Linked DNA regions of Homo sapiens: all the other regions are linked to region 4. The links are chromatin contacts, found by Hi-C or POLR2A ChIA-PET in ENCODE. All regions are on one chromosome and are shown on one strand. Each heading gives the region's core, a stretch centred on a gene start or an enhancer-like site at or near the end of the contact. The rest is flanking DNA. Distances are from core to core; before and after follow the strand shown.

Region 1 (4,669 bases), core at 27-2,526, 960 kb after region 4:
CCTCCGGTGCTTCTCCGTAGCCTGGCTCCCACTGGCTCCAGTGCTCAAAGCAAATTCTTCCCCCAAGCCCTGCAACTTTCCCTGGGGTAGCTCTCATTCCACCTCTATAACCAGGAAGGGCCCCTTGGGTAGGCACCCCTCAGCAAATACCCCTAGCTTGTCCTCAGCAGATGTGGTTGGCGGTGGGCAAACTGGCCTTCTCCCCTGCTCAGTAGGGAACTGGACTTCTGGACCCACCCAGACTCATTTCTCTCTATGTCATTGTGTCAGAGGTGTTTGAACCAGAGGAACTCCATCTTAAATAGGAGCTGGGTAAAATGAGGCTGAGACCTCCTGGGCTGCATTCCCAGATGGTTAAGGCATTCTAAGTCACAGGATGAGATAGGAGGTCAGCACATAAAGACCCTGCCATAAAGACCCTGCTGATAAAACAGGTTGTAGTAAAGAAGCCAGCTAAACCCCACCAAAACCAAGATGGCCAAGAGAGTGATCTCTGGTCATCCTCACTGCTACACTCCCACCAGTGCTATGACAGTTTACCAATGCCATGGCAACATCAGGAAGTTACCCTATATGGTCTAAAAAGGGGAGGCATGAATAATCCACCCCTTGTTTAGCATATTATCAAGAAAGAACCATAAAAATGGGCAACCAGCAGCCCTCAGGACTGCTCTGTCTATGGAGTAGCCATTCTTTCGTTCCTTTACTTTCTTAATAAACTTGCTTTCACTTTACAGACTTGCCCTGATTCTTTCTTGCGTGAGATCCAAGAACCCTCTCTTGGGATCTGGATTGGGACCGCTTTCCTATAACAGTTGGAGTTTGGAAGAGATGAACAGCCTCCATTTCCCCATCCCCCCATCCCTCCAGCAGAGAATATAGGGTCACTTTCCCCCTTCCTAAAGGCTACAGAGGCTCACAGCAGCAGAGCCTCGAGTACTACCCCCCTTTCCTTTTCTGAAATGAGAGATGTCCAGGGAATCGGGGACATCTTTCCCTCTTCTCTCTGTTAGGATGCTAGTGAGTTCTGCTTTTCCCACTTTGTGAGCAAAGCACACATGTGCACAGCTAACAAGCCAGATGATTTCTAAATAAACTAAAAATACTGCCTTATCTCAGAGGCCTGTGCTGAAGGAGCTTGTTTAGAGTATCGGATGAACATTTACAAATAGAAAATCCTTCCGAGTTACCTGCTGTTACACCCCATGGCTTCCTCCCCTGGAACACAGCAAAGGACCTGGGGTGACTGGAGCAAGTGGCCATCAGGGTTTGGTGATACTGCGTCTGATTTGTCCTCTCCTCTAGACTCGAGACAACTCCAGGGCAGATCCTGGAGCCTCAGCCCCAGTCCAGGGTCTGGTACATAGAAGGCGCCCCACAAGGGTTGGTGGTTGGTGGGAACACAGCAAAGTGGGAATTCCTTGGCTGGTACTGTGCAGGTGATTGAAGCCAGCTGCCTAGGGTTAAGATATCCCATTTCCCAGTCTGGGTAGGAGAAACCCAGGTACATGTTCACACATGTCCACTCTGTTTGCCTCTCCCTCCCATCCGGAGTCCTTCCACAGTGTCCCCTCCTTGGGACATCTGCTTCCCCAGCATATGCCTCTGGGGCACTTTGCTGCAGAATGGAAGAAGATCAAGTGCTCTCCTGTTCCAGGTCAGGCACTTTGGATTTAACCTTGAGGCAGAGGCTCAGCTGCCCTGACAACCCACAGCTCATTTCTACAGCAACACCTCCTGCAAAGGTAGCCCAGCACGTCCTTGGCCACCAGCTTCCTGCGGTGATAAAAATAGCTGAGGCCCCGCAGCTGCTGAATGATGAATTCTGGAAGGAGATGATTGATTCTCACAGCTGAGTCTCGGGGTCAGCGAGTGTTGTGCAAGTGGAGACGCCGGGGTGAAGGATGGGGGTTCTGCTATAGATAGAACTGTTGACAGAGTGATCCTGGGCTTCTCCCCACCTGAGGGGAACATAAACTGAGCTAATTAAAAGGAACTGCAAAGGGCTGTTGGAAATGATGCAGACGCGTGCATCCTTTGCTTTCAGACCATCTTTGACCTTTTTGGAATGTGCAGTCATTTCCCCTCCTTCCTTCTGGCACAAGATTCAAAGTGGGGAGAAAGTGTTCATTTCCAGGGAAGGCAATGGGGTGGTAAAGTGAGAGGAGTGCCTGCTTTCCCTAAAACAATGGTGAGGAACTGTCAGGGCTTATGAAACACCACAGGGACACCAATGTCAGGCAGCACCTAACAGCCTGGAATTAAAATCTGCTCCCCGCTTGCTCAGGCTGGAGGAGTGCTCCTGCTGGCCTTGCCAGGGGACTAGCCTGTGATCTACCATGGCTGCACTCTGATTAATCACAGTGATCTAAGGTTAACTGTGCACATGAAGCTCCTGACCAGCACCAGAGTAGCTTGTAAGCCAGTGCCCATGTCATAAAGCCATTGCAATTGCACTGTGCACAAGTAAACAGCTGGGCCTGTGACATTGCACAGATGGACTGGATCTGGGCAATTCATAGATATCACCATATGCATTTACTTTATAGTACATATTTTCTGGGCAATCTATCCCCCAGTGTTCTATAAAGTAATAAGAATAAGGTTTCAGAGAAAGGGAGAGAGAGAAAAGTCACTGGACAATGGGGAAATTAAGAAGCAAATGAGAAAGGATATGTTTTCAGATGAGATTATTAAAAAGATGATGAGTTGATGAGGTGGCCAGACGAAGAGAAGATAATCCAGATGGCTATTGCTCCCAAAGAGAAGGCTCTGTGTTGTAATCAGAGCAGAGAAAAAGGGTGAAGGAGACCTACTGGCTTTCATGAAAGAGACAAAGGGGAGCCCCTGCAGGGGAGTCTGGGTGAGGACCACAGGCTTGAAAGCAAAGCAGACCCTTCCTTTGTCTTTATTGGAATCCTATGAAAGGCAAGTCCTGAATGCCTTTACGCCTTTCTCTCCATCCTTTTCTCATTATCTGCTCCTCTGAATTACATCTTGCCAGCTCCAAACCCTTCCCCAGGTAGCTCCCATCTCTCCCACCCGCTAAGGTATCCTGGAGTCACCTCTGCCTCCATCAGTGCCTTTGGGGATGCAGCAAGTGGAACTGAATCCACATACTCCGGTTATCCCTGACTGTAGAGTTCATACAGAAGCTATCTGTATGCCTCCTCATTACGTAAAATTTAGAGTCAATTCAAAGGAGGGTAACAGGACAATGAGGGGTCTGGAAATGGAGTCAGATCAGCTTAGGTAAGGTAGGGGGCTGATACTATAATTAGTCTGGAAAAGAGAAGATTTCAGATAACCCTGCAGGTTGTCTCCAGGTCTGTCCCTCATATTTGTGGGAGATAAATGGAGACCTCTTATCTTCCAAACCCCTACTCTGTCCCACTGCAAGAGGAGTTGCACACATGTACATATGTGGACAACCCAGGCTGCACATCCAAGCTGCATTTCCACACCCCACCAGAAAACTGCCACTTGGCCACTGCTGGAAGCTGGGGAGTTCACATCAGAAATGTGGGCCATCTTTCAGAGGACACACCCGGGAAGAAGCTACAGGCTGGGGTCATTGGACTGGGCACCCCCAGGCTTGTTACCTGGAGCAAGTTCTAGAAGAAGGCCTTGCTGGATCGAGGTGGGCCCGTCTCCATGGTCCCACTAACTTGTCTTGCTCATGGAAAGTGGTATGACCCAGGAAGGGCTAGAATGGAGCCCCCAAAATGTGGGGCCTATGGAAGAGACCCCTTGCCAGGATCTAAGTCTGCTGCTGAGTATGACCAACTCAAGCTGTCCAAACTGGATGCCAAATCTGCTCCTTCCTCTACATTCTGCCTCATGAAAGTTTTCACTGTCTCCTGCAGGAGAACCCTGACAGCCTGGCCTTAACCCCTCACTTCTCCTCTTTCTCCATCTCCAATGCAGCATTCAGTCCTGCTGACTCCAACTCCTTCAGGCCTCTAGAATCTTCCCTCTTTCCCAGCCCCTGGCTACGCCCAGTGACAGTTCTCACTTGTGCCAGGACTAATTGCCTGGCCTCCTGAGTTGAACTCTTCTCCTCCAGTCTCCACACTGCCAGTCCAGCAATCTCTCCCTGAGGTAAATATGACCTTACCACCCCCTTTCCTACCTAAAGCTCTTCAGCGGTGCTCCCTATGCCAGTGGGATCAAGCCCAAGCTCCTGAGCCCAGCACACAAATCCCTCCGTAGCCTGACTGCTGCCCCTGGCCTCTGACTCTCAAACCTTGTCAAATATTCTTACAGTTAATGCAACAAACATACCATTTCCTGTTTCTTTGCTCACACTGCTCCCTCTCCCTGAAGGGCCTTTTCTCTCCTGCCTGCTTGGTTGATGTGAACTCACTTTCTCCTGCATGGAAACCTTTCCAATATCCCCTACTCTTCCTTTCCTCCCCAGGTAAAATTGATTATCTGTAAGCTGAACTGAAGTCTACATCATAGCAAATAAAATAAAATATTTTCTACGATTTAATTGTTCACAAATCTGTTTGGTTTTTTGTTTTTTTTTTTTTCCACCAGACCATAGTCTCTCTAAGGTAGGGGCCACATTGTTCTTGGCAACCCTGTGCCTGACACCGAAACACGTGGTGAACTGAAATGGAAAGTGTGTATCTGATCAATGCTGGTTGCCACACATCTAATCCTA
Region 2 (4,297 bases), core at 813-3,312, 590 kb before region 4:
AATCAAGTAACAATCCACAGTTGATCAATAATTGTGCAAATCCTTACAAAATTGAGAGAAAAATATTTTTAAGTTCAGGGTAACTATATTCCCTAGTCATCTACTTAATACTTTGAACAGAATTGGTGCGAAATGAAAGTTTGAAGAAATATGTGGAAGATTGAAGAAATGGTTCTTATAGATAATACAATACCAATTTCTTAACAGCTACAGCAATGTCCTTAAGAAAGATCTTAGCTTCTTCATTACATTTAAAATAGTCACTTTGCAGTGATTGTTCTGAAAAAAAAATTAGAAAATAAAGATCTCTTATTTATCTATCCAAATCCTACTTAACCTTTTATGATCTAGCTCAAATGCTTACTCGGCTGGAAGTTACATCTTCAGTCTCTGAATTTTTATTGTACATTACACTAATCTCTTTTGTACTTATTTCCTATTCCATAATGTTATAATTTAGGTATATATTTTATGCTCCTTGAGGACAAATGTGCTGGAGATTTACATATTAATATTTTATAACTCAGGGCAAGAGGGTGTAATGATTTTTTTTTCCTATGAAATATGTTCTGAGTGTCTAGACATTAACAGAAAAATGTATTTGTACATAAGTACTAGGGTTGCATTGGCATGCCGATCTAGAGATCAAGTATGAAAAGAGTTCAAGGTTCTAGGTCTGTCATTGACAGTGACCTCAGATACATGTGAATAATTTAGGTCTTAATAACTTTAGGTCTCCTCAGTGGGTAACATTCCTTTTTTTTTTTTTTTTTTTTTTGAGACGGAGTCTCGCTCTGTCGCGCAGGCTGGAGTGCAGTGGCACCATCTCGGCTCACCACAACCTCTGCCTTCTGAGTTCAACGGATTCTCCTGCCTCAGCCTCCCGAGTAGCTGGGATTACAGACGTGCGTCACCACGCCCGGCTAATTTTTGTATTTTTAGTAGAGACGGGGTTTCACCATGTTGGCCAGGCTGGTCTCAAACTCCTGACCTCAGGTATCCACCCGCCTCGGCCTCCCAAAGTGCTGGGATTACAGACATGAGCCACCGCGCCCGGCCAACATTCTTCATGATAACATTTACCCAAGCATATTTGCTAAGAATTGTGAAATTAACCTAGCGCATTTAAGAAGGAAAATAAAAACTATCCCAAATTAATAGTAACATTGTAACATAAATCAATACGATTATCTTGAAGAAATGGGATGATTCTAGTGAAGCACTGAAATGTTTTGTTGTTTGGCCTAAACGGTTTTTGCACCGAACAAGAAACACCCTTTCTTGGATTGTCTTACCTTAAGCTTAAGTGACTTGATTACAGGTTCAGCTTTCTAACTGAAAAATACTTTAACCTGGCCCTATCCAAGGTCATTTTCTATTAGAATCTCCTAAACAACCCTTTACATCTAATTTTTCTTGCTCAACACAACAGAAGCCTCTTAAACACTCCCTTTCCTATTTGCTTGTTAAATTCTCCAGTTTGCCACGGCAAAATGTCGGAGGAAGTTAACTTGTAAAGGAACGGCAAGAAGAGAACTGAAATCGAAGGCATAATCTAAATGCAGGTGTGTAATCAGGTCGCAGGCATAGGGCAGTGGCTTGGGAGTCCCGGATTTGTCACCTCAGTAATTTAACTACTACTGAGGGTTGAGCGAAGTCACCTCAGCTGCGCTAGGGCAGGAGATCTGGGCACTTGGTCCCACCCGCCACCTCTCTCTCCCCAGCCTCCAAGGAGCGGGGAGAAGGCTCTGCCCTGCCCAGTGATGCCCTGGTTCCGGGAGGAGAGTCCCCGCTCAGGGTTCCCGCTGAGTGCCTCCTAAGCGCCACCTCTGAGGAGACGTCCCTTCCAGCGCCCGAGGGGCGTCTTACCCACAACAAACAGCTGCTCCAGCGCCTCGACCGCGACCGAGGAGCCCAGGGTGGAGGGTAAGGTGCATAACTCCAGGGAGGGGCCAGTGGAGACGGCAGCCGCCTGCACCAGCTTCTCGCCAGCGCCCAGCCCTGGGGTCCAGGGGCTCAGGGCCATTTTGCCGCTCTACTTGAGCGCCTCCTAAGCCAGAGCCAAGGATTGCCGGTTGCCACGGGCAACGAGGACACCGAGGTCGTGGGGCGCCCCCTCGTGGCCCGCACCTCTAGTAGGTACCCTCCTGGTTCTCTAATTTTATCCACGATAATTAAGCAGTCTGGGAAGAATGACTCTCTCTTTAGCTAATTTTTCCCCTTTCAATTTCCATTGCGTTAGTTCAGGCCTGTATCTTTTTTGTGGGCCACTGGAATCATAATAATGATCACTTTTGAGCGCATCTTTGTGCCGGATACTGCAGGAGAACCTTTATATACAGTAGCTCACTTAATCTTCACAAGGACTTTGTGAGCAGGCTCTTTTAGTACCTCCACTTTTACAGACACGTAAACTGAGGCGCGGGCGACTAAATGAACGGCTCAAGACCACAAGAGGATAATATTGGATTTAAAGTGACGTCTGGGCCGGGCGAGGTGGCTCACGCCTGTAGTCCCAGCACTTTGGGAGGCCAAGGCGGGAGGATCACCTGTGGTCATGAATTCAAAACCAGCCTAATCAACATGGTGAAACCCCATCTCTACTAAAAATACAAAAATTAGCCGGGCGTGGTGGCGCGTGCCTGTAGTCCCAGCTACTCAGGAGGCTGAGGCAGGACAATCGCTTGAACCCGGGAGGAAAAGGTTATAGTGAACCGAGATCTCGCCATTGCACTCCAGCCTGGGCGACAAGAGCTAAACTCCATCTCAAAATAATAAAATAAAATAATAAAGTGAAGTCTGTATGACTCTTTCTACTATGCTACAAAACCTTCTTTTGTACTAATTTAGAACTTTCCTTGTATCTAGTACATCACTGAGCACATTTTGCCTTGAATCATAGTGATTTTTCTCTGTCTTCCCATCGAACTGTGAGCTCTGTGATGACGGGGACAGGAGGATATTATTCATTTTTCTCTGCATCTCCAAAATTCAGCTTAGCATGAGGCTTAGGTTGAGTCTGTCAGTTCCTTTTCCTCTGGTGGGTTAGAGAGAAGCAAAGGTGATTCAACCCTCCTCTTCTTTTCTCTACAGATGGCAAAATTGAAATTAGAATGATAGTAACAATGACAATAGCTATCAATTGTTAAATGCTTATTTTGTTCCAGGCACTGTTTTAAATACTTTGCAGTACCCCATTTAACCCTCACAAATAATCTTTTGAGCTAGGTATTATTGCCTGCTTTGCAAGTGAGGGCACTGAGCTACATCCTAAACCACTGTGCAACACTGCCTTGGAGGGGACACAGCATACCAGTAGCAGAACTAGTTCTAGAATCCAGGCCTCCTTCATCCAGGGAGTGCCATATTTTGGTGTTGGAAACCATCCTGGACAACATCCTCCTTTTTTGCTGGATTTGGTCTATTGGTATTCAAATCTGTTCCTGCCCTTCTGGGCCCTCCTCTGTGTGGCAGGAGTAAGAAGACTGGATATGAAATTTCCTGGATGTCCTTGCCACCTGTTTTCTTGGTAAGTTCCACTAATGGGAAACACTTGAGGGAGATTAGAAGGCCGAGAAATCATGCATTTCTGCCTCCAGAAGTGGTAGTTTCAGGCTACAGTTGACTGTAGGTCCCAGCAGTTTTGGTGGCTCTAGAAGTGGCAGGAGTAGGAGCCAAGTGACTCCAGCAGTCTCCAGCTGCTCAGCACTATATGTGAGCTTGTGCGTACAGTACAGGTGTTATGGCAGCTCTGATGTCTGGGGTCTTCTTTATCTTCTTACCCTTTGGCTTCTATACCCCTTGTAACAAATTCCTTGTGATATACTTCTCTCTTCTGGAAATATCTAGACTGGACTACTTCAAGGCAACCCTTAAGCTGTCACCAGAAGACTCTTCTTACATATCGCATCATTTGGATCACATTGCTCTCCATTATCTATGAATAAAGGCTAATCTTAAGGGGGCATTTTGTGTCCTCCCCACTTACTGGATTTGTTACAGATTTTCTTACATTTCTCTATTTCCCTTCATGTCTCTAATACTTTCTTTTTCCCTGAACTTTGTGAGAAAGTTACATGTACATACACATACATATGTATAAAGTGGGAAAAGCAAGTTGAAAAAGAAACGTACAGTATTCAATTAATATTTAATTTTTATAAATTAAATATTTTGTGAGAGATGATCAGCTTCTAACTTGTCTCATGGTTCCTTTTATATGGGATGCCCTGTACAAAATTCAACCACAATTTTTCAAAGGAAACTTTATAAATTCTGAAATAGAAATCTAGGCAAA
Region 3 (4,885 bases), core at 780-3,279, 700 kb before region 4:
AAGCAGCTCTGAAGGTCTCCATTCATTCCTGAAATTCTGTGTAGTTGAACAATACTGGTTGCATTCAATGTTTTGTTTGTTTCACAGTGTGGTCCTATAATATGAGCTTTTCAGTTATAGTGAATGTTATTTTTGTCATTTTTGGCACTTACAGTTCACAATGCTTGGTTATGTGGTTTAAGATTGTTTTAATTTTTGCATTTTACATTCCTTTTGGCACTTTTGAAGAAGGGACATTGTCTTTTATGTTGTTTGGGGAAAGTGGTAAGCCTCCCCCGTCTCTAGCTTTAAATGTTTGGCTTTATGAAATCCACAACTCTCCCCCAGAATCTTCCATCATTAAATAATGCGAGTGGAAATTTGCCTTCATAAGCTGGCCATTCCAACCGTCTTAGAGGCTGGTATCCCCAGCTTCGGATTTAGGCTGTTTGGTCACTGCCGTCACCGGCTCTGGTGGTCCCTCTCGGCAGAAAAGTACAACTGGATTTTTGCGGGCCCACATGGCCACGTCCCCTGCCACTCCGCTGGCCGGGTTGGAAGAGGACATCCTGTTGCAGGCCCCCAGCCGGTTGGCATAGCGGTTTCGAAGGCGACTGCGGCTTCTGGCTTGCAGACCCGGGCCCTGGCTGGGCAGGAAAGCGTCCACATTCCTAGTCCGGTAGCCCTCCTCGCGGTTGCGCCCTAGGAGCATCGAAATGTTGGGATTGCGGATGGCGTAGATGACAGGGTTGATGGCCCCATTGGCCCAGGTCAGCCAGACGGCCACCACGCTGAGGAGCGAGGGGGCCTGCATGGTCTGGGCCTGCCGGGCGGCGGCCAGCAGCACCAGGAAGCAGTAGGGCCCCCAGCAGCAGATGACGAAGACGATCATGATGAGGACGGTGGTGGCCGTGCGCACCTCGCTGAAGAAGCGCAGCACGCGCGCGTAGGTGTTCACCGGCCGCACGCGCACGTCCGACAGGCGCACCGTCTTGCAGATGTGGTAGTGGCAGAAGCACATGAGCAGGAAGGGCAGCAGGTAGCAGGCCACCACCAGCCCCACGCTGAAGGCCGCGCCCAGCTGCGCGGGGTCCGGGGAGGTCCGGTAGAGGCAGCCGTGGAAGCTCTGCGCCGCCGCGAGTTCCCGGGGCGCCCCGAGCAGCTCCCAGGGCAAGGAGAAGCCCAGGGCCGTCAGCCAGGCGCCCGCCAGCAGCTGCAGCGCGCGGCGGCGGCCGATCTTCTCCCGCGGCGGCCGCACGATAGCGCAGTAACGGTCCAACGAGATGAGCGCCACGCTGAGCGTGGACACGATGCCGAAGCACGAGCTGAAGAAGCGGCTGGCGGCGCAGAAGCCGCGCCAGGGCCCCGCGGCGGCGGCAGGCGCCGAACCCCCGGGCGGAGTGAAGAGGTCCAGGAAGGCGGCGGGCAGGCAGAGCAGCGCCGTGAGCAGATCCGATAGGGACAGCGACAGGATGAAGGCGTTGGTGACGGTGCGGAGCTGCCGGTGCTTCACAATCACCCCCATCACCGCGCAGTTGCCAAGGCTAGACAGCAGGAAGATGAGCAGGAGGACGAGCGCCTGGGCCGCCACTGCAGCTCCGTGCGACAGCAGCGGCGCCGCCTCCGGGCCTAGCGGCCGCCTCACCGCCGCCCCCGCCTCCCGCGCTGCCCCGGACCCGCCAAGGCCGCCGCCACCGGGAGCGGCAGCTGTGCCGCCTCCGCTTGCGTCGCTCAGGTTCCCCAGCGCCGCGGTCGCCACGGTGCTGAAGGAGAGCACGGCCGCCGTGGCCGCGGAGGAAGTCCCGCCAGGTGGGCCGGCCGCGGAGGGGGCGCCGGAGTGCTGGCTGCCCAGTAAGGCCATGCTCGCTGGTGGGCGGGGCGGCTGCGGCTCCTCCATGGGGCCCAGTGGCGGCCGCGGATCTCCTCATCCCGCACCGGGGGCGGCGGCCGCTAGGTCGGAGTGGTGGCTCGGGGCCGGGGGCTAGCGGCCGCCGCGGGGAGCTGGGCTCGGCCGGAGGGGTGGCGGTCGCTGGGGACCTGGCGGAGCCTTTGACGTGGGTTCCAGCGTTGCCGAGGGAACCGCGTGTTTACGCAGGAGCGCGGGGCGGGACGGCAGCCCAGTACCCGCTGCAAAGCCGACCCGCGACACCGCCACTCCGGAGGTTACCGGCCCGGGTGTTCGGGTTTCCGAGAGTGCCAGGTCGACCTCCTGAGGGACCAATGTCCGGCCAGATAAAGTGCCGACTGGCATGCAAACAAATGACCAGATTCAACGAAAGTTCACTCTTGCTCTCTTTTGTAGGGTACAAATGTTCTACAGGCAGGCCTTTTGGGGAGTGGTGGGGGGGGCACTCTGCTTCCTGTGGGTGCTTTTGGTATATACAGGTAGGAAAGGAATCTAGAAAGTGAAGTGAAAGAAAAATCCAGAAGTCTACATCCAGACATCTTAAACTTGAGAAGCAGACTAATTTAAACCAGTAATTCTCAAACTTGAGCTAACAGAATTCACATAGAGGGCGTGTTAAAATACAAGTGACGAGGTCTGAACCCCAGCGTTTCGAATATGTCTGGGGAAGTACCCAAGAATTTGTATCTCTAACGGGTTCGCGGGTGGTGATGATGATGCTGGTCCCAGGACCACACTTACAGAAGCACTGATGTCAAGAGTTTCATAAAATGCAGATTCCCAGGCTGACAGAATTACTAAGGATGGGCCCATGACTCTAAACCCCGTAGGTGATTCTGATACAGGTGCTCTGAGGAGCTAGGATAGTTCCTTTAGATGTTACTTCATTTCCAAGGGCCTGGACCTCAGGCCCCTACTGGCTGATAAATGGGGGGAGAGGGATTGGTGCCTTGCCCTGCTAGCAGCCTTCATCTGTTCTCAGGAATGGGGTATGTTTTGAGTCTAAGGTGCTGCCAGCCTGGCAATCACCACAGATGCAGCTCCAGGTACCTGGCTGGGAGATACGGGGAAAAGAAAGGCAGGGCTACCCAGGGAAGTTGCATCTCAAGTTTCTGGGCATGGCCTCTAATGGGGAAAAGTGTGATAAACCCTCAGGTTAACTAACCCTGGGCTCTTCGCTAAAGCAGTGGTTCACAGAGTATGGACATTGGACCAGCAGCATCAACATCCCCTGGAAACCTTGAGAAATACAAATTATCAGGCCTACAGTGCATAGGATACCCCTGATCTACTGAAACTCCTGTGGTGGGGCCCAGGCACCTATGTTTTAACAAGCCCTCCCAGTGATTCTGATGCACAAATTTGAGAAACACTGCTCTAAAGAATGACTAGTATATTTGTAGATCTTAGAATCAATGGTATTAGTATTGGAGTGCTTATTTCATTCAGAAAAAATATCCTACAGGAAATTTACAGTATAAATAGAAGAACGTTTAAGGTGGCAAACCAAAACTGGGTTTGTCAGCCTAAGCGTCATGGACTTTTGGGCCAGATAATTCTTTATTGCAGGGGCCATCTATACATTGTATGATGTTCAGCAGCATCCCTAGTTCCTACCTACGAGATGCCAGTAGCACCTCTCCCAGCTGTGACAACTAAAACTGTCTTCAGATATTGCCAAATATCCTCTTGGGAGCAGTCAATGCCAGCTTAATCTAGACTGATTTTGTCTTAATTTTGTCAATCAAAGCAAAAATATAATTATCATACATTAATTTATTTGGCAAACACAATCTTCTCAGATTGTGCTTAGTTTTAGGAAACAACATATAAGATAGGAAACCCAGCCCAAATAAGCTTAAGCCACCGGCCAACACAGTATATTACAGTGTGCTAAATATTGTCTTAAAAATATGTGAGTGAAATTATTTGTCTTCCTGACAAAGACTTTGTACAAGAGGTGACATTAGACTTTTTAAAAAAAGAAGAAAGGGAAAGAACATTTGATGAATGTGCAAAGTCTGGAGGTTAGTGTTGAAGTGAGCAGTGTCTGAATTCTAGGATATTGGAGATGGGGAGTGAAGAAGGAAATAAATGATCAAAGTTTATTGGGGCTACCTTATGATGGGCCTTGTAGGCCATGCTCTGGAGACTGAACTTCATCAGGGGAGGAGGGGCTAATAGCATAAGGGAGGGCCGTGAGCAAGTGCATGGTTCAGAAGGACCAGAAGGACTGCACTCTTCTGCTTCCTTCCTTCCTCATCTTTCTCAGTGTCCTCTCCTCTGCCAGTTCATCCTCTTCCACCTGCCTTTACATGCTGGAGTTCATCAAAGCCCTGTTCTCAGCTCCTCTGGACTCCCCCCTCGGCCCCATCTCACTCACATCCAGGACTTCAAAGATAATCTATATATTCATTACTCAAATTATGTCTGTGGCCCCAACCTACATGTCCTGCTACTTGGCATCTCTCTCCTTGATGTGCCAGTGGCACATCAAATGGGTGCATGATCTTCTTCCTACTTCCCCGGTAAAACTTGGTCTTCAATACTCTGTATCTCAGAATATGGTAGAACCATCCTTCTAGCTTTTAAGCCAAAAACTTAAGAGTTTTCCTTGATGAATCCCTCCTCCTTACCACCAGTCCACATCCAATTCATCAACCAAGACCTATGGATTTTAGTTGCGGACTATCTTTGCATCCATTCATCTCCTCCATCCTGAATCTTGGCTCTCATCCTCTCTTTGGACTACTGTTGTCACTGTTGTCCTAACCGGTCTTCCCACATCCAGTTCCTACATTGTAGGCAGCTAGGCATAATGCTCTTAAAAAAATTCTTCATGCCACTTACTTATTTAAACTCTTCTAATTAGGCCAGTGTAGTGGCATGTGCCTGTAGTCCCAGGTACTTAGGAAGCTGAGGAGGGAGGATCGTATGAGCCCAGTAGTTACAGGCCAGCCTGGGCAACATAGTGAGACCATGTCTCTTTTAAAAAAAATC
Region 4 (4,889 bases), core at 323-2,822:
GAACACAAAAGCACTAAAGATCAAACACAAACAACGTCTGCAAGGCAGCCAATGGCAGCCAATAGGCACACATATTCCCCCGCTGAGGTGGAACAATCGATCAAGAGAAAGCCCTTGGTTAATGAAGTTGTGCAGTATTTGGGATTCCTGCTTTAAAAGGAGAAAGCCCAATCACTTGCCATAGTTTTGTAGCACTGCTGTGGCGTCCATGTTGTGTATTTTTCGTGAACTCAATGTCAGTGCTGCACATGCTATACCCAAGAAAACCCAACCAGAAAAATGAAATACTAAGGAATAATATTTTCTCGGGTGGGGTTAAGCTTTGGAGGGGCACAAACCACTGTATTACCAGATTTTTTTTTTTTTTTTTTTTTGTCCACAGGAACCAATTCTCACCTTGGGATCAATATCACCCCCCTCAACGCCCAACCCATAACGCCCCCCCCAAACATAGTCTATCTTTCGAGCTACTATCTCTTCCAAGCAAACTTTGTAACATGCTTTGAGTATTTTTATACCAGAAACTTGGTCCAGGGAAACCCCATTTCCCCAAGTCCTTAAGGATCCAAAGCCTAGCTTTCGGTAGGTCATTTAATTTCTCTGAACATCAGTTTCCCTATCTGGAAAATAAGATTAATAATGCCTACCTTGTAAGAGTTGTTGTAAAAGTTAAATGTTATGTGTGTAAAGCGCTGAGCCAACATACAGCAAATGTACACGATGTCAAATATTAAGCAAGACACAGATAAAGTGAGATAGGCAGTATGCCAATAATGATCTCGCTCCAGCAAACTGCCATTTTTAGTTCTTTCTAGTGTTTGACTAGAATGAGTAAGTAGGTGAAGGACTTCGGATTATCTCAGATTTTATTTCAAAACTGCAGGAGTGGGAAGTGGAGGACAGACTACTTCAGGTAGTAGAACGACCGGGCTTCCGGTACTTACAAAGGAGTTTCCCTTACAAACGCAGGGGGACGCTCACTGTTTCTCAAAGTATCGTCCTCTGAGACAACACCAGAATCCCTTGAGTCCTGCGTAAGATGTCAGAGTCCTCAGGAGCACCGCCGACTCCAGTGCTCTCTTAACAGTTTGGCACTCCCTGGAGAGGTTTCCTAGCCTGAATGGCAAGTCCATGCCATCTTCCGACCAGTACAGAAGACAAAGGGGCTTTTTAGCCCTCGCCTCTTCCTCCCCAACCCGCAGCCCCTGCGTAAGGGGCAGCCGGGCCTTCGGGAAGCTCCACGCAACCCACAAAGGACCCGGGATCACTGCAGAACCCCCGGAGACCCGGACACGCCTCGGCAGCTCCGAGCCCGGCCTCCCACTCGGGAGAGGCTTTGGCCGGTCCTCACCTGGGCGTCGTCCCTGCCACTCGGCCCATAGTAGCGTCAGGTCGCCGTCAGCCCTCAGGAAGCGCAGCAGCTGCACCAAGAGCAGGAGCAGCGCGCACAGCACCAGCAGCCACAGCAGCAGCTCCCAGTTCATTGCGGCCGCGCACGCCCAGCTCGGGGGGAAGAAGACGGCCCGCACCAGAGTCGCGTCGCTGCCCTGCGGGATCGCAGCGCCACCCCTTCGGCCAGCCCAGAGCCGCACTGCCCCGGCTCCGCCCAGGGAGCAGGCCGGGAGGAGGAGCGGCTCGGGCGCGCCGGGCTCAGCACTCGCGGCCCCACTCGCGGTCCTTGGGCGGCCCGCGCCCTCATGCGGCACACCCGGCGGGGCCGGCAGATTGCTTGAATTCAAGTGTCCGAGACCAGCCTGGGCAACATGAGGAAACCCTGTGTCTACCAAAAATAAATAAATAAAATTCCAGTATTTTTAAAGAAGCTGATTCAAACATAAGCTACATATTATACTACGTTATTTCCTCTCTGTACAGGGACACTATCAACGGCCAGGAGACAGATAGAATCATTCTTGCTTGGCCCCTCTTCTCCATTCCTATTCAGAAAGAACATCCCCTTTTCAAGCTTCAGTATCTTTTCATGAGGTCGAGAAAGTGCTGAAGAAAGACTGTGGCTATCACTCAAGACCCCACAAGCCAAGGCAATGGTCCCTCCATGGGGACAAGGTCCTTTTACAATTAGAGAAAAAAAGACTGAAGCCATGTGCTGTGTTGGCACCTTACAACCTGATTCTGACCACACACAAATTTACTCTGGTGTCTGTTTGGCAACCAAAGCCTAGGTTGGTACCAAATCCTCCCCTTACCCAAGCCATTATTCACATCCTAATGTAAACAGCAAATAAAAACAGAGAATGTAATGAAAACACCAAGGTCTTGCCTACTCTAATACACAAAAGAGTAAAATACTGTTTTTGATTAATTTCCGTTTGAAATGACCTTCAAAACATTTAATTGCTTCCCACTAAATACCTACATGTATTTGAGGCATCAATAGTAGCATCTTTCTTGTTTTCAAGCATTTGAAAGCAAGAGGGTTTTCCATTCACAAGCCTCAGAGGGACCCAGTTAGAGTGCATAGAAACTAGGCCATGTATGAGAACGACCTGTGGCCAAATGGAGAAAGTTCTGGGCGTTGATGCAGTAGAACTTTCATCCTCTTCATTTCCTAGAGTACTTTGTGTGCTCTGATGTCAAAGGCTCTTCCTTGGCTGAAACTAAATATGACTTTAAAACAGTCATGGAAATAAAAGAAGCAGTGACTTCCCTCCCCAGTGTTGTTTTCTTTTTCTAGTCTTGCCTGCCAAACTTTTGTTTTTCTTTAAATGTTTTGAAGAATGTTACTTGCAGTAATCAAATTTCCTTAAATAGCTCTTCCTTCTCTTTTTAAATCCTATTATAAACCCCCTACCTGCCTCCCCACCCTCATCCTTCTCTAAAAAGCTTTTTGGGGTTATCTGGACTCAGAGTCATCTTTCCCTAATCTCACCTCTTTTCACAATTACTTCTGAACTATATCTGAAATTGTTTTTTAATTATTTTCAGGGTTAATATAGTATTGTTCCAATGGAACTTTAGAATCCTTGAAATAAAGTAGCAAATCTGATGCTTCTTTTGAAGAGTCTGGAATACATAGCTTAGTGTTGACATGAGAAGCAATAAGCCCACGTTGATTGAATTCTCCTTTCCTTGAAATTTAAACCTCCTTGATAGAGAGTAGAAGGATAGTTACCAGAGGCTGAGAAGAGTAGTGGGAGGGTTGGGGGGGACGTGGAGATGGTTAACGGATACAAAAAATAGAAAGAATGAATAAGACCTAGTATTTGATAGTGCAATGGGGTGCCTATAGTCAATAATAATTTAGTTGTATGTTTTAAAACAACCAGAAGAGTATAATTGGATTGTTTGTAACATAAAGGATAAATGCTTGAGGGGGTGGATACCCCATTTACCATGATGTGATTATTACACATTGTATGCCTGTATCAAAGTATCTCATGTACTCCATAAATATATACACCTACTGTGTACCCACAAAAATTAAAAATTAAAATTCAATTTTTTAAAACCTCCTTGAAGTTCGGAAGTTAATGTTAAAATGAGAGTTGCTAGCATTTAATAAATCAATCTTCTCTAAGTATTATTAAAATGCTTTGAATAAAGTCCGAAAGTCTTTTCTATAACTGGTAACCTTCATTTTTAATTCCAGATGTAATAGAATGGTACCCTGCCTTCCCTCCTTTTAGTAATGGTCACTTTTGATGGTCTGGGGTCAGGCCCATTCATGGCAGCTAAGGCCCATTCATGGCAGCTAAGGCCCATTCAGGTCAGCTAAGATGAAGGCAGTTGTGCGTAAGCAATTGCCATCTTCCATAACAAAAGCATTATACAAAAATAACTTTAAAAATCCAGATCCTCCAAGATCGGCAGTCCCTAGGCGGGGGAAAAAAAGAGTGAGTGGAAACTGTGAGTGGAAACAGGGACTGAGGAATCTAGGGAGGGAATATTCTTCCTCAAGAACAATAAGGGGTTTGTGGTTTTTGATTGAGGATGTTTTCACATCCCTTAGATGCTTTTGGAAATGTGTTGGATGAACAGTGGCCATAGTGCCAGCTAGCCAGGGTGTCATCAGAGTGCTAACGATCTGGGCACTATGTAAAGACATACCCAACAAAGAATTGCCCTGCCCCAAAAGCTCACAGCACCCTTACTCAGAAATCCTGCAACCTGGCCACGGTGGAGAGGAGCTCTGCAATCTATTAGCAGCCTCCCTCCACAAGCTCTGGCTTACACCTGCCTGGCTGTACCCCAGCTACAAGCGTTCAGGTCATGGTCTAGTTTTCTGATATTCTTCAGGCAGACAAGGTCTTACCTAGAGTCTTATTTATAAGAAAATATAACTTACTTTCTTACCTTTAGTAATCTCATGGGATCCCTCAATAGGAATATCTCACTGCACTGTTCACCACATGCAGTTCCCCATATCAGTGCATTGATATTTTGTTTAGATTAGCCAATTTCCACAGTATCTTGGGTCTCTTAAACATAAGCAGTTTATAGCTCTCATTCTCTCTCCCTTAAATGCTCTGTTTCAAACTTCCCTTTATATATCTTGTCCATGATTTAGTAGTGGTGGTTGTTATTCTAATCTAGAACTTCAAACACTCATGCACACATGAGTACATGCAAAGCTGGTGAAATTTGAACGAGGTCTGTGGATTTTGCCAATACCAATTCCCTGGTTCTGTTATTGTTCTAAAATTATGTAAAATTTACTAGTGGGGAGAACGGGGTACAGAGTACACGTCTGTTCCATCTTTGCAACTTCCTGTGAATCTATAATCATTTTAAAGTAAAAAGTTAAAAAAATTAGGTTAAATTTCTTAAAATATGCAAATATTTTCTTAAAATTCTAAAACTGATCAATGCTTTTTCCTCTCCTTCTCTTTTTTCTCCCCTCTCCAGCCAGGACCAGCCTTGGAGATAAG

The links. Hi-C counts contacts between places; a loop is a spot of excess contacts on that map. ChIA-PET counts read pairs that join two places held with the same protein, here RNA polymerase II (POLR2A). Pooled maps may share reads with other maps.
Region 1: a loop to region 4 is called in a map of gastrocnemius medialis, with 6 times the contacts of the local background. The contact joins the enhancer-like site here to the promoter of DHRS7 in region 4. A Hi-C loop is called at or near these places in 1 of 168 maps with a recorded cell type or tissue (gastrocnemius medialis) and 1 of 50 pooled maps. POLR2A ChIA-PET finds 5 or more read pairs at or near these places in 1 of 52 experiments (K562).
Region 2: a pooled map shows a loop between it and region 4 (3-fold over the local background). The contact joins the promoter of CCDC175 here to the promoter of DHRS7 in region 4. A Hi-C loop is called at or near these places in 8 of 50 pooled maps.
Region 3: a loop to region 4 is called in a pooled map, with 2.2 times the contacts of the local background. The contact joins the promoter of GPR135 here to the promoter of DHRS7 in region 4. A Hi-C loop is called at or near these places in 1 of 50 pooled maps. POLR2A ChIA-PET finds 5 or more read pairs at or near these places in 2 of 52 experiments (T-cell and activated T-cell).

Annotation. Positions count from the first base shown.
Region 1 is chr14:61,124,422-61,129,090 of GRCh38, forward strand. No RefSeq gene overlaps it. Among named protein-coding and RNA genes, the nearest start is that of SLC38A6, 150 kb to the left of the region's middle. RefSeq lists a silencer at 1,930-2,224. Within about 2 kb of position 1,277, at least 4 of the 41 ENCODE cell types and tissues checked have a DNase peak (open chromatin) inside an H3K27ac peak, as active enhancers do; they include gastrocnemius medialis, where a contact is called at or near this core.
Region 2 is chr14:59,574,750-59,579,046 of GRCh38, forward strand. CCDC175 (coiled-coil domain containing 175) reads right to left here and starts at 2,063. Exons shown (of 20, transcript NM_001164399.2): 1 at 1,870-2,063; 2 at 194-279. The coding sequence starts at 2,026.
Region 3 is chr14:59,463,351-59,468,235 of GRCh38, forward strand. GPR135 (G protein-coupled receptor 135) reads right to left here and starts at 2,030. Exons shown (of 1, transcript NM_022571.6): 1 at 1-2,030. The coding sequence starts at 1,876. The coding sequence ends at 392. It also overlaps a transcript of L3HYPDH not described here. RefSeq lists a silencer at 1,561-2,100.
Region 4 is chr14:60,163,826-60,168,714 of GRCh38, forward strand. It overlaps DHRS7 (dehydrogenase/reductase 7), which reads right to left and starts at 1,573. Exons shown (of 7, transcript NM_016029.4): 1 at 1,352-1,573. The coding sequence starts at 1,484. RefSeq lists enhancers at 1,037-1,096, 1,287-1,336 and a silencer at 1,537-1,806.